2 separate regions of the Homo sapiens genome follow, and region 2 is linked to region 1. The links are chromatin contacts, found by Hi-C or POLR2A ChIA-PET in ENCODE. All regions are on one chromosome and are shown on one strand. The core of a region is the stretch at or near the end of the contact, and the rest is flanking DNA. Distances in the headings are between cores, read along the strand shown.

Evidence for each region. A loop is a pair of places that touch in the nucleus more often than their neighbours do. ChIA-PET counts read pairs that join two places held with the same protein, here RNA polymerase II (POLR2A). Pooled maps may share reads with other maps.
Region 2: a loop to region 1 is called in a map of posterior cingulate gyrus, with 9 times the contacts of the local background. The contact joins the promoter of IFT22 here to the promoter of COL26A1 in region 1. A Hi-C loop is called at or near these places in 2 of 168 maps with a recorded cell type or tissue (Caco-2 and posterior cingulate gyrus) and 6 of 50 pooled maps. POLR2A ChIA-PET finds 5 or more read pairs at or near these places in 14 of 52 experiments (A549, BJ, Caco-2 and 9 more).

The regions. Positions count from the first base shown.
Region 1 is chr7:101,360,161-101,364,867 of GRCh38, reverse strand. COL26A1 (collagen type XXVI alpha 1 chain) reads right to left here and starts at 1,993. Exons shown (of 13, transcript NM_001278563.3): 1 at 1,678-1,993. The coding sequence starts at 1,835. RefSeq lists a silencer at 620-859.
Region 2 is chr7:101,319,935-101,324,494 of GRCh38, reverse strand. IFT22 (intraflagellar transport 22) reads left to right here and starts at 2,683. Exons shown (of 5, transcript NM_022777.4): 1 at 2,683-2,824. The coding sequence starts at 2,786. RefSeq lists a silencer at 2,841-2,960.

The DNA of each region.
Region 1 (4,707 bases), core at 744-3,243:
CCTGGCGTGGTGGCTCACGCCTGTAATCCCAGCATTTTGGGAGGCCGAGGCAGGAGGATCTCTTGAGGCCAGAAGTTTGAGACCAGCATGTGTAACACAGTGAGATCCCACCTCTACAAAAAATCAAAAAATTAGCCAGTCATGATGGTGTACACCTGTGATCTCAGCTACACAGGAGGCCAAGGTCGGGGGATCACTTGAGCCTGGGAGATCAGGTTTGCAGTGAGCTATGATCGCACCACTGCATTCCAGCCTGGGGAGCAAGCAAGACCCTATATTAAAAAAAAAAAAAAAAGAAAGAAAGCACAAGAGGTCAGTCCTGAGTGGCTCCTAGGCCTAGCAAATCCTGAGCCTCTGTTTCTTCAGCTAAAGGAAAGATACTACTCTAATGTTTTAACCCTAGGGTTGTTAAGGATCAAAAGAAATGGAGATTGGGAGGCCAAGGCGGGAGGATCGCTTGAGCCCAGGAGTTTGCGACAAGCCTGGGCAACAGAGTTGAGATTCTGCCTCTGCAAAAAAAAAAAATTAAAATATAAAAAAGAGACGGAGGGAACAGACACAGGTAGTGCATTCCAGAGCGCTGTCATAGCTGTGTAGGTTGTAGTTATCACTAAATGAGAAAAGCTAAATTCAAGCGAGTTATGCAAACGAGGCGTTTGGCAACTTTTACTTGCATGCTTATGGTTTTCTGGGGAAATTCAAATGCGGGCTCCGGAGCCGCAGCCCTGAGCGTCCCGGGGGTGGCCATGGCGCCACCTGCCGGCCGAGAGGAAGGAGACGCCTGGCGGGTCCCGGCGCCCGGGCCCGGTGACCCTGCGCCCTCTCCAACCCCGCCACGGAGCCACCCGATCCCAGCCGGTTCCACGTCCCGGGGTGGCTGGGGAGTCGCAGCCGAGGATCCTCCGCGGCCTCAGCCCCAAAGACTGGGCGGGAATGACCCCTCTGGTGTCCTGGGGCCGCTGATAGGAGAGGGGTGCCCGGGACGCGAGGCCTTGGCCACCCGAGAACCTGCTCCGCGACACAAAGCCGCAGCCGCGCAGGTGAGCGGCAGAGCCACGTGAGCGGCCGAACGCCCCGGGCAGAGCCCCAGCCCCAGCCACGGCGGTCGGAACCACCTCTACTCGGAGCCCGGAACGAGGGGGCGAAGGTTGGGGAAGCGAAGAAAGGAAGGGACAGGGTGGGCGCGGCCAGAGACCACCGCAGCCCCGGAGCCGGACCCGAACCTTCAGCCCCCGCAACCCCGCAGCCCCGCAGCCCCGCGGCCCCAACCCCCAGCCTCCTCCATCGCTCGTTCCAGCTGCCCCGTCTGCAGCCCCCAACCCCCGCCGCCCCGCGCCCCAGCCCCCAATCGCCCTGCACCCAAGGCCCTTCGGTCTTTCCCCCCGTGACCCCAACCCCCAGCCACCGCCATTTCGTCCCAGTTGCCCCGTGTCCCCTGCCCCTGGCATCCGCCACCCCGCGCCCCCAGGCCCGAATCGCCCCGCACCCCAACCCCCTCCAGCTCTCGTTCCAGCTGCCCGGTGTCTGCAGCCCCCAGTCCCCGCTGCCCTGCGCCCCCAAGTCCCGGATCGCCCCGCTCTCCAGCCCCCAAGCCTCGCTCCAGCCACCCAGTGGCCAGGGCCCCCGCTGTCCGCTCCCTCCCCCCACCCCCCGGCCCCTCGGCCCCGAGCTACTCACCGGCGGCTCGCGTAGCCGCTGCCAGGGGAGCCGGCGCCGGGCTCGGGGTAGCCGTGCTGCTGCAGAGCTGCGGCCGAGAAGGGATAGAGGAAGCCGGTGGCCAGCGCCGACCCGCAGAGGCAGCAACACGCCCAGGGCAGGAGCAGGGCCAGCTTCATCGTGCGCAGCAGCCCGCGGGGACCCGGAGTCCCGGGCACGAGGACCGGCAGGAGCGCACCGGCGCCCGGACCGAACCCGCGGCACCGGCCGGGAGCACAGCGAGAGGAGCGGGGCGAGCGGTCGGAGCCCGGGTGCGAGCTGGAAATGTGTGGGGGGCGCCCACGCCTCTCCGGGGCCGCCTTTTCAAATTCGGCGAGGTGGGCTCTAAGCCGTCAAAGGGGGCGTGGGGCTTTTTTGTTAACCCTCGGCGGTCCGGGGCCGAGGAGGCGGCAGTGGCGGCAGAGCTAGGGTGCGAGCTCCGCAGGAGGTCCCTGGAGCCTAACACCCCGAAAGCCAGACCTCGCGCCCAGGCCCCCGCTACACACCTTAGAACCTTTGAAACCAAACCTTCTTCGGGTCCGCGAATGCTTTCGGAGCGCCCATTCTGTGTCTGCCAATTTCACCTGGACGATGTTGGTGAATCCTCGCCACACTGCCCTCGATGGTCCCATTCAGAAGTGGAAACTGAGGCTGGAGAAAGTTAAGCCAGACAAATGCGAGTCTTCCGATCCTTGTGCAGGGCTCTTTGGATCAAAGCGCTGCGTTCCCGTGAGAAACTGACCAGAGCTTCCCAGGATTCTCCTCCTTCCCCTTTAACCTCCAGCCCCCACCTGCCCCGCTGTCTCTTCCAGGTAAGAAGCTTTGGGAGGGGCGGAAGGGTCAGTTGGGGTGAGAAGTTGTAGCTAGATTGGGAGGCCGAGGTGGGCGGATCACCTGAGGTCAGGAGTTCGAGACCAGCCTGGCCAACATGGTGAAACCTCGTCTCTACTAAAAATACAAAAATTAGCCTAGTGTGGTGGCAGGTGCCTGTAATCTCAACTACAGGCTGGGCTGAGGCAAGCCAATCACTTGAACTCAGGAGGCGGAGGGTGCAGTGAGCCAATATCAGGCCACTGGCCTCCAGCCTGGATGACAAGGTGAGGCTCCATCTCAAAAAAAGAAAAAAGTTGTAGCTAGAATCACAGATTCATGAGACATCCTATCCAGAAAAGGGCTTCAGGAAGATGTAGGACAATCCCACCTTTTATAAACAGAAAAGCAGAGTCCTAGATCCCATGCTGGGCCCAAGGCCAGCCTGGACCCAAGTTTTGGTCTTTTCTATGTTGCAGGATTCCCATAGGGCTTGGACCCTGCTCCAGGCCCAGGTGGGACCAGAAATCCAGCCCGTACTCTACTCGCCCGGGTTAGGAGCATTTTGTTCCTTTTTTTTTTTTTCTTTTTCTTTTTTTTTTTTTTTTGAGTTGGAGTCTCGCTCTGTCACCCAGGCTGGAGTGCAGTGGTGCGATCTCGGCTCACTGCAACCTCTGCCTCCCGGGTTCAAGTGATTCTTCTGCCTCAGCCTCCCGAGTAGCTGGGATTACAGGCAAGCAATACCATTTCGGGTTAATTTTTGTATTTTTAGTAGAGACGGGGTTTCGCCATGTTGGCCAGGCTGGTTTCGAACTCCTGACCTCAGGTGATTCACCCACCTCCGCCTCCCAAAGTGCTGGGATTACAGGTGTGAGCCACCTAGCCCGGCCTGGGAGCTTTTTTCCTAATTCTTCCAAAAGCAACCTAAGGGTGCAGATGCCCTGAGGCTTGCTCTGCCCCTGTGACCAGTTGAAAACTCCTGTCTGTAAAATGCCTACAGGATGGAGAAAAACCATCAAATATGGAAGTGTTTGCTGGACTGGAGCACATTTTGCAAAAGGATTGTAGAGGCCAGTGGCAATGGCTCACTTCAGTAATCCTAATCCTTTGGAAGCCGGGCACAGTAGCTCACGCCTGTAATCCCAGCACTTTGGGAAGTTGAGGTGGGCAGATTACTTGAGGTCAGGAGTTCAAGACCAGCCTGGCTAACATGGTGAAACCCTGTCTCTACTAAAAAAATAGAAAAAATTAGCTGGGCGTAGTGGCATGCACTTGTAATCCCAGCTACTCAGGAGGCTGAGGCAGGGGAATCGCTTGAACCCGGGGTTGCAGTGAGCTGAGATCATGCCACTGCACTCCAGCCTGGGGGACAGAGTGAGACTCCGTCTCAAAAAACAAAACAACAAAGACCTAATGCTTTGGGAGGCTGAGGCGGGAGGATTGCTTAAGGCCAGGAGTTCGAGGCCAGCTTGGACAACATAGTGAGACCCCCCCATCTCTACAAAAAAAAAAAAAAAGCAAAGCGTGGAGGTGTGTGCCTGTAGTCCCAGCTACTCAGGAGTCTGAGGCAGGAGGATTGCTTGAGCCTAAGGGTTCAAGGCTGCAGTGAGCCATGATGGTGCCATGACACTTCAGCCTGGGTTACATACTGAGCCTGTCCTTCTCCCCTCAAAGAAGGATTGTAGGATTGTTGTTAGAAGACGACAGGAAGATGGCCAAGCATGGTGGCTCACGCCTGTAATCCCAGCACTTTGGGAGGCCAAGGCAGGTAAATCACAAGGTCAGGAGCTCGAGACCAGCCTGCCCAACATGGTGAAACCCCGTCTCTACTAAAAATACAAAAATTGGATAACTAGCCCTGCCCCTGCCCCTGCCCCTGCCCCTGCCCCTGCCCCTGCCTCTGCCTCTGCCTCTCCCTCTCCCCTCTCCCCTCTCCCTCTCGGTCTCCCTCTCCCTCTCTTTCCACGGTCTCCCTCTGATGCCGAGCCGAAGCTGGACTGTACTGCCTCTGCCTCTGCCTCTCCCTCTCCCCTCTCCCCTCTCCCCTCTCCTCTCGGTCTCCCTCTCCCTCTCTTTCCACGGTCTCCCTCTGATGCTGAGCCGAAGCTGGACTGTACTGCTGCCATCTCGGCTCACTGCAACCTCCCTGCCTGATTCTCCTGCCTCAGCCTGCCGAGTGCCTGCAATTGCAGGCGCGCGCCA
Region 2 (4,560 bases), core at 1,434-3,933, 41 kb after region 1:
CTCCTGCCTCAGCCTCCTGAGTAGCTGGGACTACAGGTGTGCACCACCACACCCGGCTAATTTTTGTATTTTTAGTAGAGACGGGATTTCACCATATTGGCCAGGCTGGTCTCGAACGCCTGACCTCAGGTGATCCACCCACCTCAGCCTCCCAAAGTGCTGGGATTACAGGCATGAGCCACCGCACCTGGCTTTATCTTACTTTTTTTGAGTCAGGGTCTCGTTCTGTTGCTGAGGCTACAGTGCAATGGCACGATCATGGCTCACTGCAGCCTCAAGCTTCTGGGCTCAAGCGATCCTCTCACCTCAGCCTCCCCAGTAGCTGGGACTACAGGCATTCCACCATACCTGGCTGAGTGTGTTTGTGTGTCTGTGTGTGTGTGTGTGTGTGTGTAGAGACAGGGTCTTTCTTATTGCCCAGGCTGGTCTCAAATGCCTGGTGTCAAGTGATCCTCCCACCTCAGTCTCCCAAAGTGCTGAGATTACATGCATGAGCCACTGCACTGGCCCAGAACCAACACTATTCAGCATCTGTGGTGTATCAGGCTTAGAGTTGTGATCAGTGGACCCAAACACCGATGAGACCCTTCAGTGAGGGCGTGTGTTGTTAAGATTTGTAGCACACAAACTACCTCCCAGTGCAATGAAGTAAACGCTGAGGTGAGGAAGCCTGGACTCTGGACCTGGCAAGAGGCACAACCATTACTGTACATAGAGGGGAAATGGCATCTTTACACATAGAAAGGAGAACCGGGCTGGGCGCGGCGGCTCACACTGTGATCCCAGCACTTTAGGAGGCCAAGGCGGGCGGATACCATGAGGTCAGGAGTTTGACACCAGCCTGGCCAACATGGTGAAGCCCTGTTGCTACTAAAAATACAAAAATTAGCCAGGCATGGTGGTATGCGCCTGTAATCCCAGCTACTCGGGAGGCTGAGGCAGGATAATCACTTGAACCGAGGAGGCAGAGGTTGCAGTGAGCCGAGATCTCGCCACTGCACTCCAGCATGGGCGACAGAGCAAGTCTCCATCTCAAAAAAAAAAAAAAACAGAAAAAAAGAAAAGAAAGGAGAACTGGAGCTGCTGAAAGCCCATGGTTCCCGCCTCCTCCCTGACATCAATTTAGGATACTCATCACTTCGCCTTACTGTAATAGCTCCATTTGCAAATGAAAATTAAACTGTACATGGGGGTGGGATCAGTGGCTCAGGCCTGTAATTCCGGCACTTTCAGAGGCTGAGGCGGGCAGATCAGAAAGGACTTGAGGTCAGGGGTTCAAGACCAACCCAGCCAACATGACAAAACCCCGTCTCTACTAAAAACACAAAAATTAGCTGCATGTGATGGCATGTGCCTGTAATCCCAGCTACTCAGGAGGCTGAGGCAGGAGAATCACTTGAACCCGGGAGGTGGAGTTTGCAGTGAGCCGAGATCACACCACTGCACTCCAGCCTGGGCGACAGAGCTAGACTCCATCTCAAAAAATAAAATAAATAAAATAAAATAAAAATAAAAATAATAATAAAAAAAAACCTGTGCATGGGAATGTGCATGGGAAAACACTTGACAAGCGGCACTCTGCAGGGTGGTCTCCCCATCTGGCCTAGAATCTACCAGGACGAAGGGACTGTGCAGAACCTCAAGTGATCCACCTGCCTCGGCCTCCCAAAGTGCTGGGATTACAGGCCTGGGCCACCGCGGCCAGCCAAGTAGTTCTTTTCAATACAAAGACTATGTAACTATGTTACCGAAGGTTAAAGATTTGATACGGGGTTGACTAGAAATTTTTGTCATTTCAGCCCTTTTATGGGCTAGCATATTTTGTACCGGCACTCTCGGCACATAGACATTTAATATCATGGCTTATCCAAAATTCTGACTTGACTCTGTATTTTCAGACTGACCTAACTGATTGAATTTAGCAGCAATGTTTCTAGACACCTGCACTGACTAAACGATTCCAGTCATCATCTCTTTGGTTTCTCCTAGGTCAGACGAATGATAGTGAGTGGTGAATCCTTTTACAGAAACCAGACTTTCACCTGATTTTTTCTGAGCTGTGCCACGGCAGTGATAAATCGGCTCCCAGGTGGACGGCCACAGTGATATCATGCCACAGTGATAAAGGAGTCAAGGCCTGGTTCCAAGGCCAGCTTGGCACTTGTATGGCCTGTCTGAGCTCTCGGGATTATTGGGAGAAACAAAGGTTTGGAAACGGCCATTCCGCCCCCTCCTGGAGTCTTGCTTTCCGCGTCTCTACCGAGACTGGTGGAACGGGCCTGCAGTCCCAGAATTTTGGGAGGTGGAGATGGGAGGATCATTTCAGCCCAGGAGTTCGAAAACAGCCTGGGCAACATAGCAAAACCCAGTCTTACAAATAAAAAAATTTTAAAAATTAGTCGGACGTGATGGCACATGCCTGTAGTGCCAGCTACTCGGGAGGCTGAGGCAGAAAGATCGTTTGAGCCCAAAAGTTGGAGGTTGCAGTGACCCGAGATCGCGCCACTGCGCTCCAGCCTGGGCGACAGAGTGAGACCCTGTCTCTAAAAGAAATACAGGCCAACCCTGCAGAACCGCGTCTGCAGCCCGGGCTTTGTGGCTTCTCTCCGACCCCCTCCCAGTCGCAGACGCGCCCGCTTTCCGCCCCGCGCGCCGGAAGTGGCCGAGTCCCGTCGGCCCTGCGGGCCTCTCTCCGTCGCCATGGAAACGAAAGCGGCCAAGTAGAGCTCCGTCCTGACGCGCCGCCTCCCGTGGGCTCCGGCCGGCTAAGCCGCGGCGGACAACTATGCTGAAAGCCAAGATCCTCTTCGTGGGGCCTTGCGAGGTAAGTCCTGGCCCGGCGCGGCAGAGGGAGCGGGGAGCAGGCCTCGGGGCCTGGGCGAGCGCAGGTCCCCACCCGTCTGATCTGCGGCTTGCTCCCGGAGGCGGGAACCCGGGCCCACCGCGCCCATCCCGACTGGCGCCCCTGCCCTTTCCGTGAACTCGGTGCTTTCAGACCTTGATTCCAACCACTGCCCGGAGGAGGTAGTGGAGGCGAGCCCGGTGTTAATGAGCCCCGAAGGCCCAAGGTACTGAGTGGCATCATTGGAACCATAGCCTAGGTTTCGTGACTCTTTCTTTTGCCCCCGGGATCCCCCTAATGAATGCGTCTGTGGGTCTGGACTTTTGTTTGAGACAGGTTGTCGCTGTGTCGTCCAGGCTGGAGTGCAGTGGTGTGATCATAGCTCACTGCAGCCTCGACTTCCCTGGGCTCAAGCAGTCCTCCTGCCTCAGCCTCCTGAGTACCTGGGACTACAGGCGTGCACCACCACGCCCGACTAAATTTGTTGTTTTTGTTTTGTTTTGTTTTTTTGAGACAGAGTCTCGCCCTGTCACCCAGGCTGGAGTGCAGTGGCATGATCTTGGCTCAGTGCAAACTCCGCCTCCCGGGTTCAAGCGATTCTCCTGCCTCAGCCTCCTGAGTAGCTGAGATTACAGGCCCACGCCATTACCCCTGGCTAATTTTTGTATTTTTTGTAGAGGTGTGTTTTCACCTTGTTGGCCAGGCTGGTCTCTGCTGACCTCAAGTGATCCGCCAGCCTCGGCCTCCCACAGTGCTGGGATTATAGGGATGAGCCACCGCGCCTGGCCTTAATTTGTTAATTATTTGTAGAGACAGGATCTTGCTATGTTGCCTAGCACCTAGGCTGGTCTCCAACTCTTGGGCTCAAACAGTCCTCCCGCCTCAGTCTCTCAAAGTTCTGGGATTACAGGCATGAGCCTTTGCTCGAGTCCTGGGCGTTTTACTATATGGTCCTGGAACCATTGGCTATTAATGTGTGTGTTGGGGGCGTGGTAGTGGGGATCACATCTACATGTATACTTCACATCATCCACAGAAATAAAGCTCAGATGGACTAAGGCTAAATGCGTTTAAAAAAAAAAAAAAAAAAAAAAGGCCGGGCGCGGTGGCTCACGCCTGTAATCCCAGCACTTTGGGAGGCCGAGGCAGGCATATCACAAGGTCAGGAGATCGAGACCATCCTGGCTAACACGGTGAAACCCCGTCTCTACTAAAAATACAAAAAATTAGCCGGGCGTGGTGGCGGGTGCCTGTAGTCCCAGCTACTCGGGAGGCTGAGGCGTGAACCCGGGAGGTGGAGCTTGCAGTGAGCCAAGTCTGCGCCACTGCACTCCAGCCTGGGAGACAGAGCGAGACTCCGTCTCAAAAACTAATAATAATTAAAAAAAAAAAACCCAGCCGGATGCGGAGGCTCACGCTTCTAATCCCAGCACTTTGGGAGGCCAATGCAGGTGGATCACCTGAGGTCAGGAGTTCGAGTCCAGCCTGAGTAACATGGTGAAACCCCATCTGTACTAAAAATACAAAAATTCGCTGGGCTTGGTGGTGCATGCCTGTAATCCCAGTGACTCGGGAGTCTGAGGCAGGAGAATTGCTTGAATCCGGGAGGCAGAGGTTGCAATAAGCCAAGATCGCGCCATTGCACTCCAGCCTGGGGAACAAGAGCGAAACTCCATCTAAAAAAAAAATAAAATAAAACCTGTAGAAGTCTTAGGCCA